Linked DNA regions of Homo sapiens: regions 1 and 3 are each linked to region 2. The links are chromatin loops, found by intact Hi-C in ENCODE. Cell type or tissue: Calu3. All regions are shown on one strand.

What was found. Peaks named below come from ENCODE experiments on the same cell type or tissue, not always from the same donor. Only the 100,000 strongest peaks of a DNase experiment are listed, where the experiment ranks them.
Region 1: a loop joins it to region 2, with 8 times the contacts of the local background. A loop is called at or near these places in 18 of 110 quality-filtered maps.
Region 3: a loop joins it to region 2, with 7 times the contacts of the local background. A loop is called at or near these places in 4 of 110 quality-filtered maps.

Annotation. Positions count from the first base shown.
Region 1 is chr4:129,637,354-129,645,353 of GRCh38, forward strand. No RefSeq gene overlaps it. Among named protein-coding and RNA genes, the nearest start is that of LINC02466, 130 kb to the right of the region's middle. In Calu3, CTCF peaks have their summits at 4,007 (motif pointing left) and 4,206; a DNase peak (open chromatin) is centred at 4,048.
Region 2 is chr4:129,214,599-129,222,598 of GRCh38, forward strand. No RefSeq gene overlaps it. Among named protein-coding and RNA genes, the nearest start is that of C4orf33, 120 kb to the left of the region's middle. In Calu3, no CTCF peak of the experiment used is centred here; a DNase peak (open chromatin) is centred at 3,973.
Region 3 is chr4:129,340,658-129,348,657 of GRCh38, forward strand. No RefSeq gene overlaps it. Among named protein-coding and RNA genes, the nearest start is that of C4orf33, 250 kb to the left of the region's middle. In Calu3, no CTCF peak of the experiment used is centred here; a DNase peak (open chromatin) is centred at 3,514.

The DNA.
Region 1 (8,000 bases), 420 kb after region 2:
CTTTTAAAGGATTAATAATATTTCACTGTATGTATATACATATTCCTTATCCATCAATGAACATTTAGCTGGTTTGTGTCTCTTGGCTAATATGAACAATGCTGCAATGAATAAGGGAGTGTATATGTCTCTTTGAGATACTGTTTTCAATTCTTTTGAATAAATACCCAGAAATTGAATGGCTGAATTACATGGTGGTTTTATTTTTAATTTTTTGAGGAACCTCCATTCTGTTTTCCATAACGGCTGTCTCATTTTATACTGCTACTAACAGTGCACAAAGCTTCCAATTTCTCCACATCTTTGCCAACATTTGTCATTTCTGGTTTTTACATTTTTGATAATGGCCATCCTAACAGGTGTGAGGTAATGTCTCATTGTGTTTGTGATGGGCATTTCCCTGTTAATTAGTGATGTTGAGCACCTTTTCTTATACCAGTTGGCCATTTGTAAGTCTAAGTAAATATCTATTCAAGTTTTGGCCCATTTTAAATCAGGTTATTTGTTATTTTTAACTATTGAATCGTAGTATTTCTGTATATATTTTGGATATTGATCCCTTATCACCTTAATGGTTTGCAAGTATTTTCTCCCATTTCATAGGATGCATTTTTACTTTGTTGATCGTTTCATTTGCTATGCAAATGTTTTTAAGTTTGATGTAGTTTCACTTGTCTAATTTTGCTTTTATTGCTTGTGTTTTTGGTGTCATATCCAATAAATCATTGTCCAGAACCAATGTTACGAAGCTTTTCCTCTATGTTTTCTTCTAGAAGTTTTATATTTTTAGGTCTTATATTTAAATATTTACTACATTTTAAGTTGATTTTGGGGCATGGTGTAAGATAAAGGTTTAATTATTCTTTTGCATGTGGGTATCTAGTTTCTCTTACACTTTTTGTGTTTCTTTCCCCCATTGTAGAGTCTTGGCACTCTTGTCAAAGATCATTTGACTGTATAAGTAGACCGGATTATTGGTAGTTTCTCTCTTGTGTCCCATGGTCTGTATGTCTATCTTTATGCCAGTACCATACTGTTTTGATTACCCTAGCTTAGAATATGTTTTGAAATAAGGAAATATGAGATGTCCAGACGTATTCTTTCTTCTTGAGATTGTCTTGGATATTCAGGTTCCTTTGTGGTTTCATAAGAATTCTAGTATTTTTTTCTATTTCTACAAAAATAAAATGTCATTGAGATTTTGATGGGGATTGCATTGAATCTATAGATTGCTTTAGGTAGTATGATATTTTAACAATATTAATTCTTTCAATCCATAAACACAGCATGCATTTCTTTGTATTTGTGTCTTCTTTAATTTCTTTCAGCAGTGCTTTGTAGTTTTCTTTTTTTTTTGAGACGGAGTCTGGCTCTGTCGCCCAGGCTGGAGGGCAGTGGCACAATCTCGGCTCACAGCAAGCTCCGCCTCCTGGGTTCACGCCATTCTCCTGCCTCAGCCTCCCAAGTAGCTGGGACTAGAGGCGCCTGCCACCATGCCCGGCTAATTTTTGTATTTTTAGTAGAGATGGGGTTTCACCGTGTTAGCCAGGGTGGTCTTGATCTCCTGACCTTGTGATACTCCTGCCTCGGCCTCCCAAAGTGCTGGGATTACAGGCGTGAGCCACTGTGCCCAGCCAGTGCTTTGTAGTTTTTACTGAACTAATCTTTTGTCTCCTTAGTTAAATCCTAAGTATTTTATTCATTTTGATGCTATCATAAATGGGATTGTTTTCTTAATTTCCTTTATAATTCTTTTTATTGCTAGTATATAGAAATTTTTTTGTATATTGATTTAGTGTCATGCAACTTTGCTGCATTTATTTATTAATTCTAATAGGTTTTTCTGTAAAAGTGTTTAATGTTTTCTGTGTTTACAATCATGTCATTTGCAAACAAAAATAATTTAATTTTCCTTTATGATGCCTTTCATTTATTTTCTTTTTTCTGTTTTCTCTCTTTTATTTATTTTTTATTTTTTTGGCTTAATTGCTTCAGCTAGGACTTACAGTAGTATGTTGAATAGAAACAACAAGAATGGGCATTCTTATCTTGTTACTGCTCTTAGAAGAAGAGCTTTCAGTTCTTCAATGTTGAATATGATGGTAGCTGTTTTCAAACATGGTCTATAATATGTTGAAGTAATTTTCTTCCATTCCTCCTGTATTAGTCTGTTCTCACACTGCTAATAAATGCATACCCAAGACTGGGTACTTTATAAATGAAAGAGGCTTAATTGACTCAGTTTCACATTGCTGAGGAGGCCTCACAGTCATGGCAGAAGGCAAACGAGGAGCAAAATAATGTCTTAAATGGAAACAGACAAGAGAGCTTGTGTAGGGGAACTTCCGGTTATAAAACCATCAGGTCTCCTGAGATGTATTTACTACTAAGGAACAGTATGGGGGAACTGCCCCCAAGATTCAGTTATCTCCACGTGACCCCACCCTTGACACATGGGGATTATTACAATTCAAGGTGAGATTTGGGTGGGGACACAGCCAAACCATATCACCTACTTTAAGTGTTCATTGTTTTTAAAAAGGTGTTAAATTTGGCAATTTTTTCTGCATCTATTAAGATGATCATGTATTTTTTATTATTTGTTTTGTTAAGGCAGTGTATCACATTGATTGATTTTCATATGTTGAAAAACTTTTGCATCTCATGGGTAAATCCCACTTGGTGATGGTATATGATCATTTTATTGTGCCCCTGAATTCCGTTCATTAGTATTTTTCATACTTTCTTCTTTATGCTTCACTCAGAGAAGCTTCATGCATCACTGTTACAGAATTACAGCATTCTCTATTTATCTTTATATCTATCTTTACCAGCATACTTTACACTTTTGTTTACTTGTGGGTTGCTGTCTGGTGTCCTTCCATTACAACTTGAAGGACCCCTTTTAGCATTCTTGTAAGGTAGGCCTGGTGTTTATGAAATACTTCAGTTTTTGTTTATCTGGGAAATACTTTATTTCTTCTTAATTTTTGAAAAACAGTTTTACTTGATATATTATTCTTGGATGGCAATATTTTTTTTTCTTAAGTAGTTTGAATATATCATCCTATTTGCTTCTGGACTGCCAGGTTTCTGCTGAGAATATGCTAAGAGTTTTACGAAAGCTTCTTTGTAAATAATGAATTGCATTTTTTGCCAGTTTCAAAATTCTTTCTTTGATTTTTACAATTTGATTATGACATGTCTTGGTATGGGTTTTCTTGGTTTCATTCTGGTCTTCTTATACCTTAGATGTCCATTTCCTGCCTCAGATTTGGGGACTTTTTAGCCATTGTTTCTTTAAACAAAAGCTTTCTTCATCTTTCTTCCTGATCTTTTGGTATTCAAATAATGTGTATATTGATGCATTTGATAGTGTCCCATAAATTCCTTACATTTTCTTCGCTCTTTATTATTATTTTTTTCTCTTTGTTCCTGACTGGATAATTCCAAATGACTTGCCTTTGATTTTATTGGTTATTCTACCTGTGTGTTCAAGTCTGCTGTTGAAGCCCTGTAGTGAATTTTTAAATTCAATTATTGTATACTTCAGTTCCAAACTACTGCTTCATTGCTTTTTTTAAAAAATTATCTCTTTGTAGATATTGTCATTTTGTTCATGTATCTTGTTCCTGAGCTCATTGAGCATGCTTATGATGGTTATTACGAATTTGTTATAAGATAAAGTTATATAATTCCATTTCTTTTGGGTCATTTCTGGGAAATTTATTTTGTTCCTGTGATTAAATCATGTGTCCTTGTTTCCTTTGATTAGGCCATGGTTCCCTGTTATTTTGCACTTAGATCCACACATTTGAGAAAACAACCACCTCTTCTAGTATTTAAGGACTGGTTTTGTAAATTAAAAGACCTTCGTCAGTCAGCCCAGCTGGAGATTCTGCGACCCCTTAAACCTTTTCTGTTGATATGTCTTCTCTAGATTTGTATGAGCAAATTCTATATTAGAAGGATTTGCTGATATCTTTTTGCAGGTACTTCTAATTTATTGCACCCTCTGGTGTCTGCCTGCAGTACTGCAGATTCTTCGGAGTTTCCTCAAGCTGCCCAGTTCTCTTTTTGTTCTCAGTGATCCCTAGGCTTCTAGCATCTGCTAAGTTCCGTCAGTGCTCTAAGTTGGGTGAGACAGAAACCAGTTCCTGGAGCAATCTCTCCAAAAGCTAGAACACTGGATGCACACTCAACTCTTTTTTCCCGGTGGGGAAAGACTTCTGAACTTATTTTTCCTATTCCATGAGACCCCTGAAGTAGCAGCAAGTCACTCAACTCTCTTGCTTTCAGTGGCCGCCAGTAACCTAGTGTATGCTGGGTCTTGTCATTGGTCTGATTTAGGTGAGACAGAAACTAGACCCTCAAACAGTCTTCCGACTAGCCAGAACATTGGATGCATATGTTAACTCCCTTCCCAGGAAGAAGCTGGGAGTTTGGGGCTTTCTTCACTCATTCCATGCTGAGCTGTGGAGGAAAGATTATGGCAAATGAATATCTACTACTTTAAACTGTCACCTTTGTTCTCAGCTGCTTCCAAGCTGGCATCCTTTCCTGTCAGAGCTTAGATTCACCAAGACAGAAACCAGTCCCTTGGGCAGTATCCTGAAAAGTCTGAATATTGGACATATGGTTTAGTCTTTTCCTACGCAGAGAGAAGCCAGAAGCTGAGGAGATGGGAGAGAGACTTTAGTAAGTAAGTACCATCAATATTTTTTACCCACTTCAATGCAGCTGGTTTTTTTTCCCAAGGTTCTGCCCAATACAGCGTTTGCCCAAGGTTTAAGAACTTATTAATTGGTGTCTGTATTCCTCACAAAGGGAATTAGTCCTTGTATTGTTGTTGAGTTAGTGTCTCCAGTGGGGGAAGAGAGTAGGGCTTCCCATTCCACCATCTTGCCGATGTCACATTCTCATTATTAGATTATTTTAAATAATAAATTTATTCATTGTCAATGTGTCAAACATTGTTACTTCCACTTTCTTTTGGCTACGCTTTTGCTTAATGCTTTTAAGGGAAGCACACTATTCTTTATAAAAGTATTCATTATAGAATACATTGTAAATCCAAACAGAAAATAATTGTGTTCATTTATGCAGTTTTATACTCCCTTTCATAAGAACCCTGGAATAGCTACCTAATGTTTAAACATAAAAATATATATCTTCCTTTTATTTAACTTTCTTTATTTATCTCTATAAATATCTCTATAAATGTATCTCTCTAAATACATAAAGAGTGGAAATTTGGATCCTATTGGATTAGTAGATTTTTCAATATTAACAAACCATGGATATATCTTGAAAAATGTTTTCAAGGGCTACACAAAACACTGTAAGTTTAATTTCCTTAACCTTCTTTCAATTGCAAAACAAAACAAAACTATTTTGACATAAAATAGATTTTGATCATCACTGGACATTATTACCATTGCTTTATTCAACCAATATTCATTTGGATTTACCTACATAATTATCTTTTCTGTTACTTTTCATACACTTCCATTTCTGAGCTTTTACTAGGATCTTTTATTGGCAGAAGGTAGATGATCCCAGTAGGATCGCAGTAATTTTATTTTAATGTCCATGTCTAATAACTCGATTTCTTAGATTTGTCATGGGCCTGTTTCTATAATAGGTTTATCCTCTTGGTTTATATTAAATGTTGTATTTTTATAGCTGTTTTTTTAAGAAATTAAATGCTAGACACTGTATATTAAAAACTATAAAGGGGATTGGATGCTTTGAATGGTATTATACCTCTCCTAAGTGGACTTGGTTTAGTTTCTAATAGGCAGGTAGAGTATGACAATAACTATTCAGATCACTTTACTTCAATTATGAATTCAAATAACTTGTCTGGGCTTCAATCTTCATGACAATTGCTGTATTTCTCATTTACTTTTACTCCTAGAGTGTAGCCATTTTGAGTCACAACTAAATGCTTGGGGTCCTTTTCAGAGCCTGTCTATACTGCTGAACTCGAAATTCCAAATTTTGCCTAACCCCTTGAGTCTCCTGAAAGTTCCGCTCTGCTATATGTTTTGGGATTTCAAATGCCTTGAGACAAAAAATAATATCAAATTCTGGAGTCATTAGTCTGGACCTTTTCCCCTTGGTCTTGGTCCTAAAAATCTTTATTGACAAAATAACTCTTTAATGTTTTTATAAAGATTAAAAAAATTACTTTCCCTAGATTTGATAGGTGCTCTTAGCAGGAAGTTTAGTCTAAAACAAACTATTCTAACATTGTCACTAACAGAAATTTTAATGGTCTCAGAGTAAAGATGTGTGGCATCTTTACTGTTGTCTGTGGAAAACAGTCTCTGCTTCTTATTTATTGTACTATGCCAATAAAAAAAAGCAATCGTTTACTGTAAGAAGTTTGATAAAAAGCCATAGTCCTTGTAGATAATGCTAGAGGGTGAGAATAATATACCCCAGTTTTGAAAATAAATTTATTCTCAGATCTAAATTTTGAAATTTGTAACTTAGGCGTGAGAATAGAATTAAGCAAGTCTAGTCTCAACAGACTGACCAATTTATGTCATAAAAATGTTACCAGTTCAGCCTGGGAGTAAATGCCACTCTTGCATTTTGAAGGTATGGTTATTTGTTAATAGAGACTAACTGAAAAGGTAGTCTGTGAATCAAGAGATATAGTTGCCCAAGTCTTTCCAAGGTATTAGAAACACTTAACTCACTGTATTATAGTCTTTCTGGTCAATACAAATATTTCTATTGCAGTTGAACCCTTACTGATATTTCCTGTTGGTAATCTGAGTCCTCACAATGCCATTCTCCACCAATAAATTCTTTCCCCTTTTCCTCCTCCTCTTCCTCTCTCATTCTGCCAACTCCAGCAGTTGAAGAGTTCCTATTTTTGCTGCAGTCTTATCAGGAGTATTCTCTGAGCTGATCTCATTTATCTGCTAGCCTCCATAAGTTAGTTGTAGGCTTTTCTCTGCTCAGGGCATCTCCTACTTATTGCTAGTTTTTTTCTGGAATTTATTTAATTTGTATTATTTTCTATCATTTCAATAAATGTTGGTGGAAGGAAGGAAGTATAGTTACCAGTCTTCCATTTTGAATTCAAATCCTATTATAATTTAATTTGTAGGCATACAGCTTTTTTCCATATAATTAAATTAATGTTTATCATTCCATAGTGCTTAGAAGAGAATTTAATTGAATTGTGAATGAATTTTGCTTTGTAACTTATTGTTTTGTAACTTTGTAATTTATTGTTAGGTAAAATACTATACTTATGAATAAATAAACCTTTTACCGATTTATTCTACTAGCCAACATTTCTGAAGTAAAAGTATTTTTTTTTTTTTACCTTGGGAATAGATTATGGTTTTGTTTCAGGAATAAAGGAAGAACAAGCAATCTAAAACCCAAGAATTAGATTATACTCATAAAAGATTATTTTATGAGGTTTATTGATCAAAAATTTTGTTAATTTATGAACTGAATGAACAGAAGGTGAAAGTTTAAACATACGTTGACACAACAAAAATTTAAGCTTAGATACAAATATTATATTTTACTAAATTTCATATTTCCGGGATTGCATATTTCCTTTGTAAAACTTAAATTACACACTAAACACTGGCAAAGACATTCTATTTTTAAACTAATTCTGCTTTTCTTTTTAAAGATGTAATATTAAGTGTTTCTATCTATTAGATAATTGGATTTCAGTTTCTACCTCTAGGCACAGGCAAGAGTTTGATACTTTTCCCCCAGTTTTCCTTAGAGAAGGTGCAGCTGTATGAAAAGTGATAACAAAAATAATAGTGCAGTGCTGGTTGGGAGGAAGCATTTTCTTTTTCAGAAATCAGTAGGAACAGAGAGTGATCCTATTTTTCACCTGAGGCAAATCACCATTACAGAACAGAAGAGTGCTCCTCTAGTAAGGGCAGCAGTGACGCAACTTTCTATCAGTGACCATTCAACGTTAGGAACAGTACAAAATACTGGGGAGAGGC
Region 2 (8,000 bases):
AGATCCTCTTGATGGAAAACTAAGAGTGGGAAAAGATACAAATAGAAAGACTATTTTAATTCAATGTGATAAGTCATTGAAAAGTAGGCACATAAAAAGGTTATCCAACTAATTATTTTGTGAATCAAGACAGGATCAGGAGAATCAGCTATAGGTTGTGATCAGAGATGAGTGAGGTTCACATATGCCAAAAGGAACAGTTGGGAAATACGTTTCTAGACAGTTTAAAGAGAAAACATTTTCTAAAAGACTGTGGCTACTTAGACTGCAAAGCTTACTTTCTGTTTATGGAGGCATTGTTATCATAGGAGATGACAAGTTCATGCATGTTATTGCCCCTGAAAACCTCCCAATGGGACAAGATGCGGAGGCTCAAGACAGTGATAGTGATGATCCTGTCCCTGCGCAGGCCTGGGTTCATGTGTGTGCTTGTGTACTAGTTTTTAACAAAAATTTAAAAAGTAAAAAAATAAAAAGAAAAAACTTTAGAATAAATATATAAACAAAATATTTTATAGCACAAAAAAAAGATTATGTAGACTGCTTGCTCCTGCCTCTTTTTCTGCTTTGTCTGTGCAAACTTCCCTTATTAGACCCCAGCTGACCCCTCCTACCTGCTTAGCAGAAAAGATGCACCTGCTCCAGTGGCTGTGGGAAAGGAGGGTGGTGAGGAGAGTAGGTCTAGTAGAAATTGGTTGCAATCTGTCAGCCTCACTGTTGATCTGGCTAGTGATGCTATCCATGGGGCCACCTGCTAGAGTCCCATTGTTGCCTGAATCACAGGTAACCCCATGAACACATGGTGTCCCATTCTAATAAAGCACTTTGCTTTCCCAACTAGCCTGAGCTTCCTCACACTTGGGCTGGTTCCCTTAGGTCTGTTCTGTGGAGGAGCAGATTGATGTCGGGTTCCTACAGCTTCAACCAGCCCATCTTGAGAAATAATATTTTTACTCCGTCTTGAAGTTTGCAATCCCTACAGTTTAAATGTATAGTAGTTTACTTCAGTATATGATTATATTTGAAGCAACATTTGCACTTGAGAGCCTAAAAAGTCTAGAGAGAAGTCACATCCAACCCAGTAAAAATAAAAATTAACATTTGTGTAGAACTTTTACATTTATAAGCATTTTCTACTTAGATTATCTTATTTGATACTCCTAACAAGTCATGAAATTTTTGATTTTTTAAAAAGTAGACTGATATTACAGCATACAGAAGGAAGAAATAGCCAGAAAGGAGTTTTATTAATGAAAAATTATTTTCCAGGTTGAATTTCACTTTCATGTTGATTTTTGAGGAGGGTGTAGAGGGGAATTTTGGTATCTTGTGGAATTATTTATGTTGTGAATCTGTTCATGCTTTCATTGGGCATACAGCTTTGGGGCATGCCAATGTATATTTTATAGAAACAAATTTTACTTTAGTTATGCACATGTGTTAATAAACAGGTTCTGTTGTGCAACCTATATACTAAAAGGCATACTTTTCTCATGCCTCAGCATTAGGATATCAATTTTCTTTCTGTAATAAATGGAACAGCTGCAATGTTATGATTGTGAGGCTCTTCCCTTTCTTGTGCCTTGTACTTAATGGGATGGGGAGGCTAATTATCAGACTGAAAAAGTACTGGTCCCTTCCTTCACTCATTCAACATGGTTCCACTTACAGAAGCCAGTGCAGCTGGCAGAGCTGTGGAAGGACCTGGTCCCTGGGCAGATGTCAGCCAAAAGTCTAATTACATGCTAGACTAATCTAGAGTAAAGTGAATTGCCTTATCAATACCTTTGGTCTACTCTAACGACAATGCACAGAAAAAGTAGGACCTTAAGAATGGCTCATTTTTTCCACTCTGGGTGCTGTAGACCCCTTACTTCATAAAGTTAATTTGACTTCAGTGTTTAGGGCAAACCATGTTTGTATGTTTTTCAAATTTATAAACCACTAACAATTATTGTTTGAAAAAGTTCTGAAGTCTTCTGGAAGAGTCCATCTTGTCTCTTTTTCAGGTCTTCTCTAAATTGATATATTATGATTATATACCGTATGTGATGTAATGATGTCCTACCTACTTCTATCTGGTTTGTCTTCTGAGTCAAGGCCTCTATTCTACAAAGGGATCTTTAATTGACTGGCTCATTTTCTCTGTTGATTTTGTTTGTTTGGTGTGTGTACTGTTTCTTTTTTCGATCCCTTACTATTTTCACTTAAATTGTGCCAATTATTAGATGTTTTACAGTATTTTTTAAAAGGCAGAATTAGGAAAATTACTGGCATTAATTCGTACCACTCTCATTTGAAGGCTTGACGACTAAAGAATATTTATTTTCATCTCGACAGTGGCTTAATTTCCATAGTGAAACCTACTTGTAAACGATCTTTTTTCTCCCACTAAGGTGTAGCACTGAGCTTTAATTTGATGGCAAGTGTCCTAAGGATTAGAAAGTATTACTTTAGAAGATATTCCATCCTGAATATATAACCTTTTGTGATATTTACTGTATTTGCTGAATATGTTTGCTATATGCAGTTCAGTTCAATAAACATTTAATGTTTGTCTATTGTGCTGTGCATTTTGCTAGGAGCTAGGGTTATAAATAAGTAAGATACTATTTCCCTGGTGTAAAGTCATTGCAGTCCAATAGGGGGAAAAGATGATATAAATTCTGATTTTGAGTGTGGACTATACCGGGGCCTGTTGTGGGGTGGGGGGAGTGGGGAGGGATAGCATTAGGAGATATACCTAATGTAAATGACAAGTTAATGGGTGCAGCACACCAACATGGCACGTGTATACATATGTAACAAACCTGCATATTGTGTACATGTACCCTAGAAATTAAAGTATAATACACAAATAAATAAAAAATAAATAAAAAGAAAGAAATGATGAAAATAAAAATAAAAGCTCAAAATACTTATTTGAAAATATATTTAAAAAGCTATTCTTTTCTATTGAGTATTAGAATATACCTTTTACTAGAGTATGTAAGGATTGGTTTGTGGCCTTTTATTAAATGTTGAAATTCCTAGTCACCTATCCATTAATTTATCTGAAGTGTATAGATACATATTATTCATATATTGAATGTTATATGTAGAGTGCAGAGTTGTGCATATATTTTCTGATCAAACATAAATAATCAAGGCCAAAGTTGTCATTCTTTCTTCACTGTTATTTAGTCATGTGTTTAGCGTTCACTATACTCTGACATTGTGAACAGTCTACACATTATTATGCATAGCACTGAACCTCAGCGCACCTGCTGCATGTTCATGGCTGAGAAATACCTTGAGTTTTTCCTGAGGGCTATAAGAACAGTTTTCCTTTTCTTTACACAAGAGTCAAACGGGACCTCTTCCAGCAGTAACCACTATACAGACATATTGAGTAAATTTTAAAAAGTCTCAGAGCTCCCGCCAATTTAGGATGTTTTCTAGAGAGAACTAATTCCTGCCTGTCTTTATGTTTTTAATTATCCTCTTTTATGGTCTCTAGCAGGCGAAATTTCATTGTGTACTGTCTCCTTTAGACAACTTGTTCACTAAAAAAGGATTTGAATTTATAGTAATTCAATATACTCTCTACAGACCAATTCACCATTAATTCTTTGGATTGTTATAGCAATAATGATGTTCATGACAAACTATTTTTCTACTCTCTTTAACAATGTGGAAAGTAGAAGTGCAATTTTCATAGGCTTTCTTCTGAATTTGCCATTTTGCTAATGAAATTCTCATTTTAGTGTGAGTTGTATTTCTCAATAAATAACCAATAGACACTCTATATGTGCTCTAATAACCCTTGGTAGTTGCAAATATTTTGATTTTACAGAATATCTTCTCTAATACTGGGTTTTCTAATACAGAAAGTCACCTACAAGACTTTCCAGGGCTATAATAACCCTCCAGGTTTGGCTATTCTTGTCATCACAGTTTCCTGGAGATGGCAGCAAAGTACGCAGAAGCAAGGGCACCAACCGTAACACATAAACAAGTGGTGAGATTAATGGCGCTGTGCAGTTCTGAGGATGACTGACGAAATGCATCAGCCTCTTCTGCTCTCAAATGACAGGGCAGGTACATAGAGAGCTGATATATGTATTAATTTTATTTTTAATTATGTTGGGTAGGTTTCAACAAACCTTGAACAAACTGCTTTTATTTTATTCCTCACCTGTGGTCAAGTCCAAGGCTTTCCTGTCTTTCTGTTTATCCATCGCTCTCTTTTCTTTTCTGGTAAAAGTATTGAGAGATCTCCAGAACAAAAATCTTTTGAAACCTTTATTTTATGGACCAATCTACAACATTTGTTATCCTTACTTCATTTTCATACAGCTATTTCTAATCTTGTAGCACACTGCATTTCAATCCCTCTGGGTTGTCAGATTTTCTGAATCTATAATGGGATGATTAACTGGCAAGGCAATGCACAGGCTAATAACAGATTGCAAAGGACATCATATTAGACATTGTAAAAGCCCTCTTTATTCCAAAGTATACATCCAATAATACCCCAGCAGACATGAGTAATGAGCATGGTATCCAGAATAACAGGAACCCTATCGCTTTGGAATTCATGCAGAAATGTTATTAAAATGAAAAAGAGAGAACTTCTTTCTACTGAATTGCAACTGTTGGTTTCAATGCTAAACTTGTTTGTCAAAATGCTGTTGCCTGGAATCAGTGGAAGCTTATATATGACTGAAATATTTCACAAGTTGGTTGGGTACTATAAGAAATCTTGTTTGGGAAGAAACTAAATGAAAGGCTTTTTAAATTTAAAGATCCAGTGTTTTTCAGCTAAAATGTACGACTATCTTTTAAGGCTATTATTGAAGTAAACTTTACTTTTAAGATGAGAGAAAAAGAACATTCTTGATCATGAGTAAAGATTCCTAACACTAGGTCTTGAACATAAAGTTAAAGAAAAAGAAGGATATTTGCTTTTTCAGACAACAGATAAATACGCTGCATTGATCAAATTGTTGGTTTTTGGTCAGATTGTTTGGTTAGTAAAATATATTTTGTTGCAAATGAGAACTTGCTTTTTAACTGGAAATATACCAAAAGCATTATTCTGTATTTATATGCTATGTAAAGTTCTGAAGCACTCATTTGCATTCAAACATGTGATGGCTAAATACAAATCATTTTCATCTAGCTACTTGAGGGAGAGAGCTTGGGATAAGATAAAGCAGCCCAAAAAGGAAGGCCTGGAGGTTTGGCTTCAAATCTGCGTGCCGTGTTTTCTGTGCAATCATCTAACCCAAAGACACTTTGTCATTGGGTAAGGGCTTGTCTACATGCCATCTGAACTTTCTGGGTCTTTGTTTCTTGATCGTGATACAATCAAGTAAACTGACAGACTTGAACAGACCTTGAATAGTCCTAATGGAAGGCATACTGAAGGATGTACATAGTCACAGTATAAAGGATAGGCTATTAAAAAATCATTAACTAATACTAGTATCTTCTTTCCCCATTCTTATATTCTTATCCTATGGAAAAAAGTCTCAAAGAATTTTGAAGGGCCCCAATTTCCCTTCTCCCAAGCTAGAATTTTTTTCTTTGCTTCAGAATCTTTGACAGGGAGGCAGGTAGAAGAGAGTTTATAATGGGGAGGCAAAAGTGGCCAAGTTTTGGGGTAACAGGGGTGGAAAATGTTGAAAGTCCCTGAGATTAAGAACACGGCAGAGGATTTGTGACTCTACTTGTGTTCCAGGCCCTGCTACAGATTCTTGCAATAATAATGGTGAGGATGAGAGTGATTCTTTATTGCACAGGTGCCAAATCTGCATTTTGGGTGTTTCATGAGTATTAACACATTTAATGCTCACAACAGTCCTCTGTGGTAGATTCTGGTACTGCTATATCATAATAATTTTACAGAGAAGAGGCCACAGACAAGTTAAATAACTTATGTAAAAAAATGAGTGAGCCTCAATATGGTGGTCTGGGCCTGTGCCCTTAATAACTGGAAACACTGTGGCCTAAAGACCACATGTGTCTCTCTGTGGACAAGTTTGAGGCCTCTGATGGCTGGAGGACCAGTTCTTGATGGCAGCATGAAGGAGAAGAAACAAACTGCAATGTTTAGAATCACCATGGACTAAGGGACTTGGTCCCTTCATGGTTTTCTGGAATAATGTAAACCTGTGATTCTAGTATTCAATGACTGAGATTGGATTACTGGCCAGCCAGCCAGGGGGGAGCCTGAGCCGAATATGTCCCAACCGTATATCCAGCTGTCTTCTTGACATCTTTAGTTGGTTGCCTAATAGGCATTTCAAGCTAAACATGTCCCAAATTGGACTTGATTTTTCCCTCAAATCAGTTCCTGTTATAGTCTTTTCCACTTCAGTTATGGCAACTCCATTTTCCCCCTTGTTTAGCCCAGAACCTCAACTCCTCTCTTTCTCTCACACTCCATATCTGAATTATCAGCAAATTCTCCTGACTCTCCTCTGTCAGAAATTGACCATTCCTCCTAATCCCCATGGACACCAACCTGGTCCAAGTCACGTCATTTCCGAATTATTCCAATACCCTTTGGACTGGCCCCCCCTTCTGCACTTACCTTCCTTTAGGCTATTCTCAGTGTAGCAGCCAGACTGCTCTGTTAAGCACAGGTAGACTATGTCACCCTTCTGTTCAGAATACTTCAGTGCCTTCCCATTTCAATCAGAGGAAAAGCCAACGTCTTAACCGTGACCTACAAACCCTATGGCAACTGGCTCTTCATTTTCCCTGATTTTATTATTACTACTCTCATCCATTTTTTGTTTCAGTTCCCACTACACCAGTCCTTTTATTTCTGCTTGCAATCCCAGGGCTTTGGAACTTGCTGTCCCTTCAGTATGGAATGCTCCTCTTCCAGTTATTTGCATGGCTAATTAATCTTCCTTCCTTCCCATCTTAACTAAAAGTCATCTTTGCAGTTGAGACCTTCCCTGGCCACCCTGTCCAGAATTTAATCTCACACCTCCAATAATTTACATCCCCTTTCCTGCTTTGTGTTTCTTCTTGGAGCACAACCCAATCATATATATGATCTATCTATCTATCTCTATATCATATATATATGATCTATCTATCTCTATATCATATATATGATCTATCTCTATATCATATATATGATCTATCTCTATATCATACATATGATCTATCTCTATATCATACATATGATCTATCTATCTCTATATCATACATATGATCTATCTATCTCTATATCATACATATGATCTATCTCTATATCATACATATGATCTATCTATCTCTATATCATACATATGATCTATCTATCTCTATATATCATATATATGATATATCTATCTATATATCATATCTATCTATATATCATATATATGATATATCTATCTATCTATATCATATATAATGATATATCTATCTATATCATATATAATGATATATCTATCTATATCTATCTATGATATATCTATCTATAGATATATAGATATATCTATCTACATAGATATATCTATCTATAGATATATAGATATATCTATCTACATAGATATATCTATCTACATAGATATATAGATATATCTATCTACATAGATATATCTATCTACATAGATATATAGATATATCTATCTACATAGATATATAGATATATCTATCTACATAGATATATAGATATATCTATCTACATAGATATATAGATATATCTATCTACATAGATATATAGATATATCTATCTACATAGATATATCTATCTATAGATATATAGATATATCTATCTACATAGATATATCTATATATGATATATATCTACATAGATTTATATCATATATATGTGTATATACACATTTTGTTTACTTGTGTGTGTTGTCCATATTTCTCACCAGAATATTAGCCCTTCATGAGAGCAACGATTTTCTTTTTAATCATGCTTTATCTTTAGCACAGTGCCTGGCACACAGTAGGTGCTCAATAAATGCTTTCTGAATAAATTTAGAGAAATAAAAGAATGCGAT
Region 3 (8,000 bases), 130 kb after region 2:
AATCCAGTGTACCTGAAATATGAATAAAATACATTGCCTGGATCCATAACCCTCATAATTACTTCTGAGCCCCATAGACCCCTGGGAAGTGGAAGTGGTTGTTACTAGGGTTGATTTGGGGACATGGCGAGGCTAGTAGGTGGGCAGGTTTATTAGTTTCCTAGGGCTGCCATACCAAATAGCACAAACTGTGAGGGCTTAACACAACAGAAATGTATTTTCTCATGGTTCTGGAAACTAGATGTTCAAAATCAAAGTGTCAGCAGGGCCATGTGGGCTCCCTCTGAGGTTCTGGGTAGAATCCTACCTTGCCTCTTCCTGCCTTCTGGTGGTGGCCATCAATCCTTGGCATTCCTTGGCTGGCAGCTTCATCACTCACCTTCTACCTCTGTCATCACTTGACCTTTTCCCCCATGTGCTGCATCTTAGAAGGATGTTAGCCATACTGGGTTAAGGACCTCTCTTACTACAGTATCATCTAATCTTAACAAATTATATCTGCAATGACCCTATTTCCAAATATGGTGACATTCTCAAATACTGAGGGTTAGGACTTCGACATATCTTTTTGGGAAACACAATTCAACCCATAACAGTGAGCAACTGGGAAGCTGCAGAAGGGCAGAAATCTATAGAGTTCTGGGTTCTCCAATGGCTGCTGTGTTACTGGCAAGAGCTTAGAGACCCCCCGTTGTTTGGATGTGGGGATAAGGATTACTCATAAGTCAACTAATTCATGAATGCTTCTATTTTACAGGTCACAGTTACTTTGAGTGGAAATAAACAAATAAGAAAATTCTATATTTAAAGAAAATTGCCTTCACAATCAACAACATTTTTATTTGAACCATGTCCTAAAAGCTTTCATTCCTCCTCTGAGATTCTAACAATATCTCCATCAGTGTGAACTACAATATTAGGAAAAGAAGAGGATAACTTCAGGGGAGAATTAGGCAGAAAGCAAGGTGTGTTATGTAACACCTGGGAGGCTAAAGAAAGAGGCTATTGACTGTGAGCCAAATTCAACTCTCAGCACATTGCTCCTAGGCAATGGACAGGAGTGTATGAGTGGCTGAGAGCAGGGCTGAGCTTCGAAGCAAATTACTTTTTCTACAAATGCTCTTTTATTTCTAAGCTCACTTCAGTGCAGATGTGTCTCCTTCATAAGTGAATCTTAAGGATCAATTTATAATCTTGGATCCACACTGTGGATATTGTGCTAGTCTTTGTCAACAGTAAATTTTAAGACAAGAAAGTTCAGAGAAATAGGGGATTAATATTAAGGCGGCTTTTATTCTTCATTAGTTTCTTACAGAAATATTATTTCATGTAAAAGGAATCTTGGTGTCCTAGTTTATCTTTTTCTCATCGTTTAACAGGTATAATATTAAATAGAATTAAAATCAGGAGTAGTATCACATGCTTATATCACCTTGTTATATTTTAGCAAGCTTTTGAAAAAGTCGAGCATGCACAGAGAAAAACTTAAAAGAGTAATAAAGGTATGTGCTGAACAGTCAATCTCCTTCTCACCCAAACATCACATATTCTTGTTTTATCCTTGTAAGAAATATGAAAAGTTATTCCTTTTAATGTTGCTTTCATTTTGAAGTTGTCACTCCTGCTTCCTAGCTGGTAGGACTGGTGTGGCAAATTGCTTTTCCAGAAGAAGAAAATGGTTTACTGATCTTTTTGGTCATCAAGATCAGGAGTTTAAAAGATGGTGGTCAGGGTGAGGAGTGGAATCCATGCAACCAGGAGAAAACCACGAACTGTGACTTTCTCACCTGGGTCATCTGCATGTTGTACCCAGAAGTCGGGAGAAACGACATTCAGGAAGATATGCACACATTAAAATTGGAATGGGAGAATTCTCCAGAATATGAAATTTCTCTTCTCATTGGAAGAAAAGGAAGAATGGGCCTGAAAACTGTCCTTGTTTGGATGGAAACTTAAACAGCCTGTGTTGCAAATAGTCCTCATTAAAATGCCCCCTGTGTGCTTTAGTTCTCCTGAAAAAACTACCAACACCAAGGTAGGGTCAAACCGGCTCAATAAATTTTAAATGATATTAATTATTCCCATGCAACTCCATAACTCAGTTTCTGGCTTAAAACCGTGAAACTTGCTAAGGTCTTTTTTGCTCCTGCAGCGTGGACCCTAGTGAAAAGGCATTATAAAAGGTTATTGCAGTCAGGTCTGTGAAAGACCTGTCGATTGAGAGGGAAGAAAATGCAAGTAGACATTATAAAAGATTACTTTCTGTGCTGCTAATGATCACTTTTGGTTTCAGTTTTCCTGAATGTTCAGGAAAGAAAGAGCTCACAGGAAAGGAATTTATTGCAAAAGAATAATTGCCCAATACATTACATGGCACGGTAGGGTTATAATGAGCATGAGGAAGGGCAATATCTAACCAACCCTTGGAGTTACAGTAATAGTTTGATTCAACTTCCTTATACAGACTGCTGAGCAACCAGAGAGCCAGAGAGGTTTTTTCTTTTCTTTTTTTTTCTCCCCGAAGAATTGGACTGCAACTGTTTTGAAACTTTCTTGGGGGAAATGCAATTATTGACAAGATTTAATAAAGCCAAGACAACTGAATGTGATGAGATGAACCCCTATTCTTTTGTTCTTTCTATGCAATGTAAGAAAATAGCAAGAAAACGATTACATTATAACTAAATGAATTAAACAAAGCTCCGAAACATAAATTAGAATTTAACTATGCCATTAAAAACTAATTTAATTTGCAAGGCATCATTACTAGGTAATAAAGACCCATTGCAAAATGTACAGCAATATCTTGTGAACATGTAAAAAAAAAGTGATAAATCTCATTGAGCAGATGAGTTTCTGTTGCATTAGCAGATACAAATGCTGAATAGATGTTTCAGTATATAATGAAAGCTAGCAAGTAATGGAACGATTGGTTTCGTTAATTTTTTTTTTTTTGCCGTAAATGGTTTTGTAGTTAAGGAAAGGCCTCAGGGAGAGTTGGAGAAGCACAAATTTGGTGCATGGACTTGGTGCCATAAAATCTGCTCTCAAACCAAGACAAAGAGAAGACATTTAAATATTTCGTTTGACAACATATGAAATATATTGTAGCCTACTTCATTCAAGTGCAAACAATATCTTGTTTCAGCTAATTGAAAATCTGATGGAAAATACAGTCTTTTCCCTAAAGTGTATCTTATTCAATTGTGTTGGAAATAACAAGGTATATATAACAAATTCAAGAGATGTGAATAAAGAATTTCTTCAGTTCTGGGGTTACCAGTTTAAAACTTACTAAAAAAAAAAAGCATTAAGTTTTTTATCCGATCAGAATAAGATGAAATAAAGTTTCAGAAAATTCATTTCATCGGAAATGAGTTTTAAATGTATACTTTCTAATAAAACAGCTAACGATAAGCATTTCCGCTTCTGTCTGTACTATTTTGCCTGAGCCTGCAGGTAGAATCCAGTATCATTTTACTGACAGCCATCATCGAGTACTGCCAGGAGATGGCAGTAAAACTCCGCTTTTCTAATCCAGCCTACGCTAGCGTCTAAAATTATTGTAACTTTTTTTTTAATGGGATCACAGCATTAATATAAGGTGGAGATGAAAACTTATGTATTCCCCCGGTTGTGTTATTTCCTCTGAGGTTGTGCATTGACTTTGTGTTGCGATTGGACTTTGGCTCATCCACGTAATTATGCTCCCAAATAGAGTTTCACAAAAGGTCACGTGCTACATTATTGTAGGAATGATTTTATTAAATTGCTTAGTGAGTTGATGCAGTTAGACGTGTTCATTTATGTTTTACATTCCGTCATGAAATCTTAATGTTAAAAAAGTTAACACTTTGTTTAAATGTCATCTCATCAATGCAGCATTCCGCAAATTACCCCTCTGAGCTAACACCCGTCTTCCATGCCGCATTTACCCATTTACAAACCTAGAGACTAGAGCTTCCTGCTTCACCTTGAGATTTTCTGTTTATTTATCTGCTGTCTCATTCATTTGTAAGCTTCTCAAAGGCAGGTGTTACATTTTGGGTCTGAATCGCTGGTAGTTCTCCACCCAAATGTCACTTTGTAGTACTCAAAAGAATGTGTTGAACTAACTCAAGTCTCATCTGAAGGCTCAGAGGAAGTGTGTTTTTAATATATTGCTCTATTTTATAGAGCAGCGAAGTGGTGTATTTAAGGACAAGTCAGGGAATCTTGGCTTACAAAATGAAGCCAAAAACTCCTAACTTTAATTTTGCTGAGCACACAAACAAGAAACTTTACTGACTGTGGTAATTAATAGAAAATGATATATTGAGTTGCATTGCCCAGCTCTGAAATGGGGCCACTTTCTAACATATAACTTTCTTACAGTTCATTACCAAGAATGAAAAATTTTAAATCTAATGAAATGGCAGGGGAGACAGAATGTCAATACTAAGGTGAAATGAACCTTTAAATGCAGAATTATCAATAAATGTATTATTGATTTTGGGAGAGTAGTCATAGATACAGTCATTTATTTGTGAAGCCACTTACTTTTTGTAAATGATTTATTGCAGATGAAGTGAGGAAAGACTATATTTTATTTCAAAATTATGGATGCAAAGAGATGAAATAATTATCCAAATGATCTTTACGCAGACTACATTTCCTTTATTTATATTACTTTTAATGTCGTAGCATTCTTTAATATATTATGCCCTAAATGACTCCTAAAAGTTCCTAAGTTAAAAGGCTTCGTCTCTAAACTATTATTAATAAGGAAACATTTACTGAGCCCCCGGGACTTTCAGATGGAGAACATTTCTCCCACCACTCAAGTTTACTTGTCTTTACAACTAGATTTACTGGCTGCACACAGTAAAGAGGAATGTCTGTGCTCTGCCTCCCCCATTCCTCATTGCAGTAGACTCTTGCTACTACTAGTTCTAGGATCTTCTTGTCTTCCGAAGAGATGGATTCTTCCTGGCACAAGATTTTCCTGTCAGCACTGGGAAGACAGTGTGGAGTGCAGGGCCCTGGGTGCCATGCGCCCTGCTGGCGGCTCTGATCGCTTATTACTTATGGGGTGCTCTCATTCACACACTCCTAGGTTTAGGCTTGGCAGGTCTTGTTGTGCCATAATTCATTTAAATGTAATTCATAAGAGGAAAGGAGAAGGCAGCTGAATGTGAAGCACAGACACAGCCCTTCTGCATTTGAAAGTGTTGTGCAATTTATTCTCAGTGATGTGGATTCACACAGGCCCAGTGAACAGTTAAAGCTTTGTAAAACCCTCTATTAAAGAGAGGAAAGCTGAGGTACCAAAGGAGTTTTATATATCAGTGATTTCCTTGTGGTCGAGATAACAAATGAGGATGATAATTACCTACTTATCTATGTTTGTTTTCTAAGGACCAAATAAAACAAAAGAAAATAAAAAATGCTTTTGAATATGTGTAACAATTATAGTTGTCATTATTATCGACGGTGAGTACAGGCTTTGGGAGTGGGTAGGCAAATTCCATATCATAAGTCTCATAATTTGAAGAACAGTGATTCTGGTCAGTTGCAACTCACGTCATTATGACACCAATTGGGCAATATTCTGTGACTCCTCTGCCTTTTACAGAGAAACAAACTAGACCACACCTCAGTAAAAACCAAATCGATAGGACCATTTTCACAGATCCACTTCTACTACTGCTGTTCTTCTGTGTTTAGAAGATAGTGGGTGGCTTGCGGGCAGGGGTCAGGTAGACTATGTTGGAGACAACTTTCTCTTGTTTTGGTATTCTCAGTGGCAAAGGTCATTGTCCACAGGGAGTTGTTGTTAATCCAGAGGCACCTGCTTATTTTTTTTTCACCACATTAATTTACATGAAAGAAGCCAACTTGGCATTCATTCGTTCCTAATAGGGGAACTCTGCCTTCAGGCAGTGGCATTTAGCAGCAGGTTCTGCTATTTCTTCATCCTGGTGGTACATGGGTATTGCTCCTCACAGAGTTAAACTGTAGTAGAGAAACATGAAAAGAAAGCTCAATGATGCTGTCTTGTATGGAACATAATACACTGTTATAACAAACAGAGCTTGATAAAATACCAGCAGCAGGGAGCACAGTTATTTATTGCTTCAAGAGAAAATCAAGCAAAATAGCTACAAATTGCCTAAAGTACATTCCTCCCATCTTTCTTGAGTTTCAGTCTCTTTGGCTATAAAACAGAAAAGGCCTTTGTTATTTCCCAAGCCAAGATTAGCCTCCCTTAGTGTGCAGTGCCTGCTTTGGCTTCGTGTGAAGGAATGAGCTTAAATCTGACCCAGAGAGCAATTACCTTAGAATGATTACAAAACACGTGCAAAAAGCTGAGTGTGCACCTGCTGGTAGACATACATCTGAGGCTATGGCTTGAGAACAAGCTCATTAGAGTGGCATCTCGCATTCTTGTTTCTACAGTGCCTTGAGGCATCAGCCAAGATGCTGAGGTTGCCTTCTCTTATTTCATAGAAAATATGGAAAAGTTAGATGAGTCGAGTGTCAAATTAAGAGAAAAAAAAACCTTTAGGAGAAGTGCCAGAGGAAAACCTCCCTGTTCTAAAACACTGCTCACTATTTCTGATCCACACTGCATTACTATGTCATGTACAAGACAGTGAAAGTCTTACATACAGACATACCCCCGGAAGCGAGCTATGAACCCCACAGGTCTTCTAAAAATACTCAGTGCCTCATCAACATGGCAGGCTTCAAAGAGCTCCTGTTCCTAAGGGGAAGGTTGCCTCTTTTAGGCTGCAGGTGTGGCCATGACGTTGTGAGAGTGTGTGGAAATGCCATGTTCCATGACCGCAGCACATGACCATGGCTTGTCATTGAAACAACATGTCTTTGGTAGTACATTCTGCAATCTTTACTCTGTTCTTCTCAGAAAACTATAAGGTCAGTTAGAATATAATTATCGAAAGTAGAGAATAAAGGGGAACCTAGTTAATGATAAGGACTGGTAATATATGGGGACTAGTAAAATAATTGAACATAAAGTCTATATGCCTAATAGGCTTCTGGCATAACATCAGTGAGCAGAGCATGCTGCTAATATTACACATTTGCAGTTAATCTTCAAATAAATGTTAAAAAGTTAAGTCCAGTTTAGAGATCAGCTGCTATACAATATATTGGGTTAGAACCATGACCTAGACAAGCATCTGGGCAAATCATTGAGGTGCAAATATTTAGCCTGGTGTGGTGGCACATGCCTGTAATCCCAGCTACTCAGGAGGCTGAGGCAGGAGAATCGCTTGAACCCAGAAGATGGAGGTTGCAGTGAGCGGAGATCACACCATTGCACTCCAGCCTGGGCAACAAAAGTGAAACTCCATCTCAAAAAAAAAAAGTATATCAAAGTATTGGTTTGTTTAGCTTAAATGGAAACAGTATAAAATATTTTACAGAAACCAATAACTAAGATGCGGTAATAATCTTTATCAAAACATTGAGGATGACTGCTTAAAATAACACAGTTCGTAAATAGCAGAGGAGTTAAAGCAAATGCAGAAATTGGGTATTACTCAGCTAAAGCCACTTTTGGTTCTTCTGAACAACATTGTTTCACAAGAATTAACTGGTTGGATATCTCATCAATCTAGATAAATATTATAGTTTGATATCGGGAATACAGTATCTTTTATAGTGTTTATGTCCTTCAATTCTAGATGATTGATGTGTGTTTGCTTAGTAGAGTCCATTCTGTTATTATGTAAATCACCCACAAATTATTATTTCATCAATTCCATGATGATTGATTGAACGTATGCTTGGGATTGCTGGTGTTACAAAAATGTTTAGGACTTGGTCCTTGTTCTCAAAGAATTTATAGCCTAGTAGAATTATACTAAAGGAGCTTATAAGTAACAATGAATTCAAAGTGGTGTATATTTAGTGCAGAAAAGTTAGATCTAGTAGTTTTTGGGTGGCTCCATCTAAAGCTGGAAATCACAGACTGGAAGCTCAGCCACACACTA